Linked DNA regions of Homo sapiens: region 2 is linked to region 1. A link is a contact called in ENCODE Hi-C or POLR2A ChIA-PET data. All regions are on one chromosome and are shown on one strand. Each heading gives the region's core, a stretch centred on a gene start or an enhancer-like site at or near the end of the contact. The rest is flanking DNA. Distances are from core to core; before and after follow the strand shown. Region 1 holds the start of SNHG26 (small nucleolar RNA host gene 26). Region 2 overlaps LOC401312 (a long non-coding RNA gene).

Region 1 (5,588 bases), core at 645-3,144:
GCACTTGCTCAGTTTTCACAATCCTTAGACGCTAGCTCACACTGCTTCCTTGACATGGTGTCTCTCACAGTTTAAACTGAATAGTTAAAAAACAATTTGGCAGGCCGGGTGCGCTGACTCACGCCTGTAATCCCAGCACTTTGGGAGGCTGAGGCTGGCGAATCACCAGCTCAGGAGTTCAAGACCAGCCTGGCCAACAAGGTGACACCCCGTCTCTACTAAAAAATACAAACAGTTGGGCATGGTGGCGGGCACCTGTAATCCCAGCTACTCAGGAGGCTGAGGCAGGAGAATTTCTTGAACCCGGGAGGCAGAGGTTGCAGTGAGCCGAGATTGCGCCGTTGCACCACAGCCTGGGTGACAGAGCGAGTCTCCGACTCAAAAAAATAAATAAAATAAAATAAAAATAAAATGGGCTCAATAAGAATCTCTAACACCTAAAGCAATGGTAAAACAAAGCCTTACCACCGCTATCTTCCTGTGCTGTATATAGGGCTATTCGCCAGAGCTGGAGGTATTCCAGGGAGGGAAAATTGTCCATGCTCTGGGTCTATCTATAACGCTGGATAAAAGATGCCTAGAACCTAGGCTGCAAATGTACAAGCTTTCCTCATTAAAGAATGGTAAAATGGGTCCCATTTGGTTTCATCAAAAAGGCAGCAAATCTTTCACAACTGAGGAAAACAGGTGAACCACGAGCTTCACATTCCAACAGAACTGTGGTACCTATGCTAGCCACAAAGATTATTTGTTGACTCAAATGTAAATTTAGATCTTTATCAATTTTACTAAATTCGCAAAGTATCCCTTTATATAGCATTTTGTACCAGTAATGAACAATTAGTATGCTCAGCGATGCTCAGGAGAGCCGCTCCAAAAACTTACATTATTCCCCAGACAAACGTTCTCTAGGGGCAGCCTTGCGTATTTCTACACCTTAGTAGACCTAAGTTAGGCGTTCAACACCTTGTCCTGGTCCAAGCCAGAAAGAACCCAGTAGTTCAGACTTTTCCCAGGTCAGAAAACCACGAAGGGCCTCCTCACACCCTGATTAAACGTTGGAAGCGGGCCCTGTGCTGTAATAACGCTCTGGCCACTCCCAAAAAAGCGAATCTTCGGGAGGAAAGCAGGCTCCCTTATTAGGGCTCACAGCACTCCGCTCAACTTACTGTAGGCGTCGGCTCCAGCAAGACTCGTCCCTCCAAGCCTTTAAATTATCTGACTGCGGGCCAGTAGCAAATGAACGGCACTGGTGGCGGTGGGGGATGGCTGCGCGAGTGAAATGACCTCCGTGTGTTTGCTAACCCCGCTATTATACTGCCCCGCTTAGAAACTTAAAGCGCTTCAGACATCAGATCTCACTCGCTTCCCAAATAGGCTTCCGTCCGCGCGGTCACAGCCCCTGGGCAGGCAGGAGCCCCGAGTGCACCAAGAACCCAGAGACCGTCCGGGGCTCGGCGCCTCCGCCTGCGGTTGGAATTTGATCCTCAAAATGCAATCATTTAATTGAAAAAGGACTAAAAGCTGCCTGTAGGCCGAATGCGTGGACGGCAGGGACTCAGGCACGGGAGGTGACGGGCGCCTGGCGGCTTCTGCTGAGTGGGGGTGGGATCCTCGAGGAAAGGGGGCGGCCCCTTCAAGCGCACAAGGACACGGGCCGTCCTAACCCGGGACGAAGGGCCCAAGCGCCACGAGGACGCCCCCACCCCCGAGGGGCCCTAACGGAGGCTTCCCCGCGGCGCCGAGCCGAGGCCTCGGCGTGGGGGCAGCGAGAGGCGCGCCTAGGAAGCGCACGGGGTAGCCCCGGAGCCACGTGGTCGGCTCCTGCGTCCAGAAGGTCCGAGCCCACTTACCCAGTCACGCGCCGCGGCCGAAAAGGGAGGGCACTGCGGAGATCAAGTTTAAAAGGGGCCTGGGCGGGGCGGCACCAACCAAAAAGTTGCCGGAAGGCCCCTCCGGGTCCAGCACCCGCCCCGCCCGCGGGGCCCGGAGGCCCTCGCGCGCCCCCTGTCGGCGGCCCGGGCCTTCCCCGCCTTGGGCCCCCCCCCCCACCCCACACGGCCCCGGCTCCCACTTGGCCCCGGCTCCCACTTTGCCCCGGCCTCCGAGTCTGGGGAGTCTGCCCCAAACTCTCGCTGGCTGTGATGTCTCTTTACCTCGTTGAAGGTCAGAGGAAGCTCCTGCCACTCAAATAATGTTAGGTGTCTCTGGTACCCACTCCCCTCCCTTGCCTGGTGTTTCTTAAAGTCTTCAGCCACGCCCCTGGGTGCTTCTTTCAAGACTCGTCTAATTACGTAGCAGAAGACTGGCTCCCGTTAAAGGATGTGAACATTAGCGGAGGTCGGGGGTGCAAACTCATCGAAGAGGGGTTGAAGCACGGGGAGGACTCCTGGTGCCTGGAGTGCTGCATGCTTAGAATGATGGCCACGGCCCGCAAATATCTTGCCCCCAAAGCACGTCTGTGTCATTGGACTGTGAGGAGGAAGGGGAGAAGGTATTCTGACTGCAGTAAAATAAGCAGGTCTGTTGGCTGGATGCCTAAGCAGCACTACATATAGAACATGAGTGTTAAGGACTGAATTTGTCCCCACTCCCAAAGACATTGAAGACCTAACCTCCAGCACCTGTGAATGCGACCTAACTTGGAAAAACTGCGTCTTTACAGATGTGGTCAAGACGAGATCATTGGGGTGGACCCTCCTAATTCAACATGACTGATGTCCTTATCACACGGTGTCAAAATGCCACTTGAAGACAGAGACACACGAAAATGTGGCGGGACAGGGGCAGATCAGAGTGATGCAGCTGTAAGCCCAGGAATGCGGTGGATTGCCGGCCACCACCGGAGAAAGGCTAGGAAGAGGCAAGGAAGGACCCTCCCCTGCAGATTTCAGAGGGAGCTTGGTGTTTGGTTCTGCTGACACTTTGATTTTGGACTTCTAGTCACAAGAAATGTGAGACAAAACATTTCTGTTAAGTCACCGAGTGCTTTGTTAAGGCATCCCTAGGGAATTAATACAAGGACTGTGGGGACTTTCCCTCTGCCGTTCTGTGTAAAATCTGGCCATAAAGACATTATTTGACTTCCCTTGTTTGACTGTAGGTCATAAGACCCCCATTCCAGAGGGAGTCCTGTCCCATACCCAGAAGGAAAGAGTGCATGCTCAGAGAGGCCAAGAAGAATCCAGACAGACAGGCCTTGCTGGGTTTTCTCCCTCTATTAGTCTTAGATCATACACTTTTTGTCCGATCACATTTCTACGTCACTGCCCATACTTTGTTGAACCTAGGCATAAAAATGGATAATTTCCCCTGTATCTTTGGGTCTTCATTTGAAGGATCCCGGGTATACACATTAAATACATTTATATGCTTTTTCTCCAATTAATCTGCCTTTTGCAAGTTGATTTTTTAGTGAACCTTAAGAGGGCAAAGGGAAAACTTTCCATGTTGGCCCCTACAGATTGCTCAGTGCAGCAAATACTTATTGAGTGCCTATTCTATGCCAGGTGCTGTGATTGGTGTTGGAGGGTGTGAAGTTCAATGAGAAACTGCCCCTGCACTAAAGTGAGGAATATAAAATGAGATTCACCCACTGATAGAAGCCCATGAAGAGTGCCAAGGGCACAGCATAAAGCCACAAAGCCCAGCCTGCTAAGGCTACAGGAAAGGCTTCCAGAAGGAAGAGGTACCTATTAGTACAATGAGTGTAGCATGACCAGCAGGAAACTCATATGCTGCATGAAATTTAGGAGAGGAAAGAAGCAAAGAGGCCAAGAGAGTTACAGAAAAATCATAGGATAATAGAGTGCAGGGGACTTTAATAGGTCATCTAGGATTATTCTCTGGTGGGTGGAGCTGGTCTTAGGGTGTTGTCATGCAGAGTTGCCATGATGGTGCAATGTAGGCTCCATGAGAACTCTGTTTCCTTCTCTACTGAATCCCCCGAATTCAGTGTAAACGCCTAGAATATATTTAGATAAGGGGAAAAACTCCTTATCTAAATATCCTTATCAGAGGAAGAGATTATTCCCCCAAAGCAGTTCAATATTCATACCATAAAACTCTTCAAGGCTGATAATGGGGCAGTAGTGGGGTTTTATCCCAGGCGGTAGCTTCCTTGGGTCACCTTGAGTGTGAATTTATTCCTGTATTCCCAGTACCTGGCCTAGGGCTTTGCACATTGTAAATGCTTGATAAAACCTACTGAATTTCCTTTTCTTGCTGTCCATTTGACTTGTCTTTCACACATGTGGTGAACTACAGATATTCCCTGACTTACAATGGTTTGATTTATGTTTTTTTTTTTTTTTTTTACTTTGTGATGGTGCAAAAGCAATACGTAGCTCAGTAGAAAGTGTGCTTCAAGTATCCGTACAACCATTCTGTTTTTCACTTTCGGTACAGTGTTCAATAAATTACATGAGATATTCAACACTTTATTCTAAAATAGGTTTTGTGTTCAATTGTTTTGTCTAACTGTAGTGTAATGTAAGTGTCCTGAGCACATGTGAAGTAGACTAGGCTAATGGGATAATAGTAGACTGGGATGTTCGGTAGGTAGGTGTATTAAATGCACTTTCAACTTACCATATTTTGAACTCACAGTGGGGTTATCAGAACATAAATCCATTATAAGCTAAGGAGCATCTATGCTTGGAGAGTAGGAATCCCAGGGCATTGGGAGGCGTTGTGCACTTCCCTGGCTTGTTTTGCTGCTGTTAGTGGGGAGCCTTTTCCCCCAGTCCCATGCTTTTCTGTAGAGGAGCTTCTCCCAGACAATGCCCCGGGCCTTTTACTCATTCTTTCCTCATTCCTTTCCAGAGAAGGAAGGAATTTCAATACAATTCTGTGCCAACATGAATGCTGAAATCATGCAAACTGTGGTGGTCCTGTTGGCTTCCATCCTCTGCCTGTCACCTGTTTTCAAGGTGGACAGGTGCAGACTATTATTTCCTCTGTGGGACTAGGGGAAATGGGTGTGGTGAACTGCACCCAGCCATTTTTGTGTTTTTTCGATGGTCAAAGTGGAATTAAAAATAATGTCGCTCCCAGCACTTTGGGAGGCCGAGGCAGGTGGATCATCTGAGGTCGGGAGTTTGAGACCAGCCTGACCAACATGAAGAAACCCCATCTCTACTAAAAATACAAAATTAGCTGGGCGTGGTGATATATGCCTGTAGTGCCAGCTACTCGGGAGGCTGAGGCAGGAGAATCACTTGAACCCGGGAAGCAGAGGTTGTGGTGAGCCGAGATTGCGCCATTGCACTCCAGCCTGGGCAACAAGAGTGAAACTCTGTCTCAAAAAAAAAAAGTATCTCTCATTAACCCTGCAATAACATAATCCTGGAAGCCACTGAGGGTTTTCTCAGCTCAGTGTATAGTCAGTCAATTGGGGACATTGTAAGTGTCACTGCCTTAACTTTTGTGCTTTTCTTTTTTTATTTCTTTTTTCTTGAGGTGGGGTCTTGCTCTGTTGCCCAGGCTGGAGTGCAATGGCAGAATCATAGCTCACTGCAGCCTTGACCTCCTGGGCTCAAGCAATCCTCCTGCCTAAGCCTTCTAAGTAGCTGGGACTACAGGTGTGT
Region 2 (5,074 bases), core at 819-3,318, 200 kb after region 1:
GGGTGTTCGGATTTTTATTTTTATCATGTTATTACGATATTTAAACCTAAAATTATTTTGATGTAGAAATTGACTATCATATCCACATGTATCAGTGGTATCCAACTAAATACCTTAATTTGCCATTATTTCTAAAATTTTTAAAGTGTTAAAACAAGTTCTATTTGTATTATTTTTCTGGTAGTATAAACTTCTCAGTGCCTATCATTTTGTTTTACACAGTGTATGTTGAGTAAATACTTGCATGAATGAATACCTAAATGGTGATTTAGAAAAGTGCTTCTCAAATTTTAATGTGTGTTAGAATCACCTGATCATCTTGTTAAAATGCAGATTCTGATTCTTTCAGTAGGTCTGGGTGAGGCCTGAGAGTCTGCATTTTCAATAAGCATCTAGATAGTGCCTGCTGTTTATGGACTACACTTTGAATAACAAGGACTTAGAAGATGAAGAACAAAGAGCTTCATATAGATCAGCAACACTCTTTGGTGTTCTTCCTCCTGTGTTCAAGTCAGTGGTAAGATGAACTGAGCAGTGAATGCAGTTGGAGATCTGGAGACCTAGGTTCTAGTCCCAATTGTGTCACTAAATTATTCCCATGACTTTATGTAGATTACATATCCTTTTTGGACCTCAGTTTCCAGTCCTGCCAAATAAGGGACTAAGGCTGGATCATGTTTCAAGCTGTCCTGAAGAGACCTCTAACTCTGCAGAGAAGCCTCAGGACCCCACCCCCTCACCCCAAGAAAAGTGTGAGGCTAGTGTGAGGAGGAAGAGGAGCAGAGAAGCCAATGGAGAAGGAACTATTCTTTAGAAAGGTAAGAGGACAACCAGGAACATGTCCTGTCACTAAGAAGATGGCTTGAAGAATGATGCAATGGGCTGGGCACTGTGGCTCATGCCTGTAATCCCAGCACTTTGGGAGGTCGAGATGGGTAGATCACCTGAGGTCAGGAGTTCAAGACCAGCCTGACCAATATGATGAAGCACTGTTTCTACTAAAAATACAAAAATTAGCTGGGCATGGTGGCATGAGCCTGTAATCCCAGCTACTCAGGAGGCTGAGACAGGAGAATCACTTGAACCCGGGAGAAGGAGGTTGTGGTGAGCCGAGATCACGCCATTGCACTCCAGCCTGGGCAACAAGAGCGAAACTCCATCTCAAAAAAAAAAAAAAAAAAAAGAATGAGGCAATGGTGGGTTGTGTCAAATACTTTCATTCAGTTGTCATTCAACACAGTATTTAAGGCCATTATGTTTCCCACTCCTGGAATGTGACACACTTGTTCTTCTGAAGAAGTTTGAAAATTAATTCTAGACCCGACCCCTCACTAAGTGGTAGCTAGAATACTTGAGGTCCATCCCTTAGGTGTATTAGTGTGCATATTCTCTGAATGTCTCCAGGAGGCAGGTAAATGGTGGGGGGATAGGATGAGGCATGGAATACACATGTGATCTGGATGGGTCACTTCATTACTCTGCAATGTCCCCATAACCACCATCACTACTAACAGGATTCTTGGATGAGGCGAGGACTTAGACCTCTCACAGGTCTGATGTTCTAGGATTTGACTATTGTTATGGCAAAGGAAGAGGAAAAGGGAAATGCCAGCTAAATGAGTCAGCAGTTATAGCAAAACTATCCCACTGTTCGTGGGGTCTGATCTACTCACCCTTTTTCCCGCTTATTTCCCCAGTGGGTTCCCAAGGTTCCAGTGGCTCCTTGAGAACAGGGAGATAACTGACTCATCCAGCTGCCACTCTTGGGCAGAGCTCAAGAGGAGCTAATGGCTAAAGTCTGACCAATGGGGAGGTATACATGCTGAGATGACTTTTATGTCCTTTCATTATTTCCAGGAAAGAAAGAGGGGGAAGAAGAAAGGAACATTTTTCCAGTGACACATTTTTAGTTTGAAACCAGCTGTACATGAAAATCACCTGTAGTACTTTAAGAAAATACTGACGTCCAAGGCCCACCCCCAGAGGTTCTGACTTCATTGGCATGGGGTGGGAATCAGGCAGTGTTTGTTTTTCAAGTTTCCCAGGTGATTCTAATGTGCAACCAGAAACGAGTTATTTTAGTGCTTAGGATCATGATTTCCCTTCTCTTTTCAGTCTGACTGTGGGCAATTTGACCAGAGTCCTGAACTGCTTAGTAAGAAGCCTGTGGTGGATATGGATTATTTAAAGTTCATCTTGATCTGAACAGAACTGTTAGGATAACTTTCTCTTCAAAACTGATGTGTTTTGGCTCTTGTAATCTTTCAGCCTTTGTAGCCTGAGATGGCTCTGGTGGGCAACTCCAAGCCAGAACAATGCTTCTTAGGTAGCAGGGGCTAGGAAATTGGTGTTCCTAACTTCAGCGTACATGGAATGTTTTAGCTAAGCATAAGCTCCCTGGATGACAGGGATTGTTTCTGTCTCAATCTGTCAGACAATGGGCAAATGTGGAGGAATCTTGCTTCTGTATTTTTTACATGGAAGTGGAATTCAGAGCCAGATTTCATAGATCTAAGATTAGGCTCCACAGTGGAGCTTAAGCATTGCGTATAATGACCTCATTCAATTGGCAGTGTTTACTCACTCTCTGCTACCTCATTTCTCCTCAAGGTTTCAACGGTGACCTGCCAACAGCTCCCAAATCTACAGGTTTCACCCAATTTTTGACTCATGACCTGTTGACAACCTCCGCCTGGATATGTCATGGGTTTCCTCAAAACCCAACATTTACAAAACTGAACATCCTCAAAACATCTTCCCTTTCTCACCATTCCTCTCAGTTAACAGCATCTCCATATACTCCATCACTTGGGTGGAACATATCAGAGTCCACTTAGCTTTCTTCACAAGCCTTTAATGGAGGAAATATTTATTGAGTATCTACCATGTGCCACCCACTGTGCCAACCACTGTCCATATGATGGTGAATAACCAAGACAAGGGCTTGCTCTCATGGAGCTTGCAGTCTTGTGGAGAAAAAGATAATAGAAAGTAAAGACATACTTTACTTTCAGGTAGTGAGTAGTGCTGAAAATAAAGCAGTGGGAGAGAGAGTGATAGTGGAAGCTACTTTAGAAAATGTAGCCAGAGAGGGCCTCTCAGAGAGACCACTTGAATGATGAGAAGGGCCGTGAAAAGAAGGGGGATGATAAAGGAAACTGCAAGTACCTGAGCCCTGAGACAGTTAAAAAAAACATCTGAGAGACCAGTGTCTGGAGTTTGGGCTGAGCAGAGATGAACTTGGCCAAACCACGCTGGACTTGTACAATGTGGTAAAAATGATGGATTTAACTGCACTTTATCTTAATATATCTCTTTTATCAACACCTTCCTTTCCACGCTCCCAGCCGCATTGTTTATCAAGAACCTGTTACATTTCACTTGACTATTTACCTTCTCAACTTTTCCAACTCCTCTTCCTCAGGCACCTTTGCTGGCTCTTCTCTTTCTCTCTTTACCCGCTATCTCTCAGCAGGCCTCAGACTTCTCTCCTGTCTCTCCCAAGAGTGCTACCCTAGACCAGCCTGCCTCAGATTCTGTTTCGGCCTAGAAGGGCCAAACATCTGGTTTGTCATCTTCCTTGGGTTTTAGCACATTATCACACACACATTAGGTCTTAGCACATTATTAGAACTCGCAAATCCCTTATTTGATAGAAGAACTGATTTCCTTTTTAACCCTAATTCCTCTCCCCTACCCCCATTTGAATGTGTATCTTTTCATTTGGATGTGTTCTTGTGGAATGTCCATTTTATTTGTATGCACTTATTTTAAATTCTGTAAATGATATTATAGTATCCCTTCTAGCCTCTTTCCTACTTTTTCATTAAGCACTGTGGTTTTAAGATCTATCCATGAGGCTATGTATGTTTCTAATCTGTTGCTGCTAACAAATGATAGTATTTCATGGTGTACACATTAATCAAGGTAGCCCAGGCTATGCCGAAGTAAAAACCCCCAAATCATAGTGGCTTAATAGACAAATTTTTTTTTTTTTTTTTTTTTTTTTTAGACGGAGTCTTGCTCTGTCACCCAGGATAGATGGCAGTGGTGCAATCTTTGCTCACTGCAACGTCCACCTCCTGGGTTCAAGCAATTCTCCTGCCTCGGCCTCCTTAGTAGCTGAGACTACAGGTATGCACCACTGTGCCCAGCTAAGTTTTATATTTTAGTTGAGATGGGGTTTCATCATGTTGGCCAGGCTGGTTTTGAATTCCTGACCTCAGCTGATCTGCCCTCCTTGGCCTCCCAAAGTGCTGGGATTACGGGCATGAGCCACCGTGCCCAGCCCTGTTGATTGTTTATTCATGTAGAATCCTCTGTAAGTCTGGCTGTTCCCTCCATAGGTCATGGAAGCTCTATTTTTTTGTTTGTTTCTTTGTTTTTGAGACAGGGTCTTGCTCTGTCACCCAGATTGGAGCGCAGTGGTGTGATCTCAGCTCACTGCAACCTCCACCTCTCAAGTTCAAGTGATCCACCCACCTCAGCTGGGACTATAGGCATGAGCCATCACCCCCAGCTAATTTTTGTATTTTAGGTAGAGATAGGGTTTCTTCACATTGCCCAGGCTGGTTTTGAACTCCAGGGCTCAAGCAATCTGCCCACCTAGGCCTCCCAAAGTGCTAGCATTACAGGTGTGAGCCACCATGCCTGGCCAGGGAAGCTCTTTTTTAAGCCACAACTCAGAGATCCCTTCTACTTCCATTTCATAGCTATGTCACTGGGAAATTATGACTTTCAGGGTTGCTAAAGGAGAGAAGAAAAAAATATAGGGAATCCATATCCATTCTTACATTCTTCAGACTTGAAGTACACATATCACTGCTATTCACAGCACATCGACCAAAACTGTTGAATGGCCCCGACCAACTGTGGGAGGGGCTAGGAAATGTGAGAAGTGTGTTGGCAGCCAGTGAGCCATAAATGTCTCTGATACAGTGAGTATCCACCATATTTTATCTACATACTGTCCAAGTGGTGGACATACAACCCCCAGCTGACACAAACAATGCTGCAGTGAGTATCTTTGGCCTAGAATCTCATGAACCTAAGTGAGAATCTTTTTGGAAAGTTG

The links. A loop is a pair of places that touch in the nucleus more often than their neighbours do. ChIA-PET counts read pairs that join two places held with the same protein, here RNA polymerase II (POLR2A). Pooled maps may share reads with other maps.
Region 2: a loop to region 1 is called in a map of endothelial cell of umbilical vein, with 2.2 times the contacts of the local background. The contact joins the enhancer-like site here to the promoter of SNHG26 in region 1. A Hi-C loop is called at or near these places in 4 of 168 maps with a recorded cell type or tissue (K562, PC-9, endothelial cell of umbilical vein and 1 more) and 4 of 50 pooled maps. POLR2A ChIA-PET finds 5 or more read pairs at or near these places in 5 of 52 experiments (AG04450, H1, IMR-90 and 2 more).

The regions. Positions count from the first base shown.
Region 1 is chr7:22,850,546-22,856,133 of GRCh38, reverse strand. It overlaps SNHG26 (small nucleolar RNA host gene 26), which reads right to left and starts at 1,894. Exons shown (of 5, transcript NR_146320.1): 1 at 1,854-1,894. RefSeq lists enhancers at 890-1,119, 911-1,522 and a silencer at 1,620-2,079.
Region 2 is chr7:22,648,690-22,653,763 of GRCh38, reverse strand. It overlaps LOC401312 (a long non-coding RNA gene), which reads left to right. Exons shown (of 5, transcript NR_122075.1): 3 at 350-517; 4 at 613-818; 5 at 2,611-3,804. Among named protein-coding and RNA genes, the nearest start is that of IL6, 76 kb to the left of the region's middle. Within about 2 kb of position 2,068, at least 3 of the 41 ENCODE cell types and tissues checked have a DNase peak (open chromatin) inside an H3K27ac peak, as active enhancers do; they include endothelial cell of umbilical vein and mammary epithelial cell, where a contact is called at or near this core.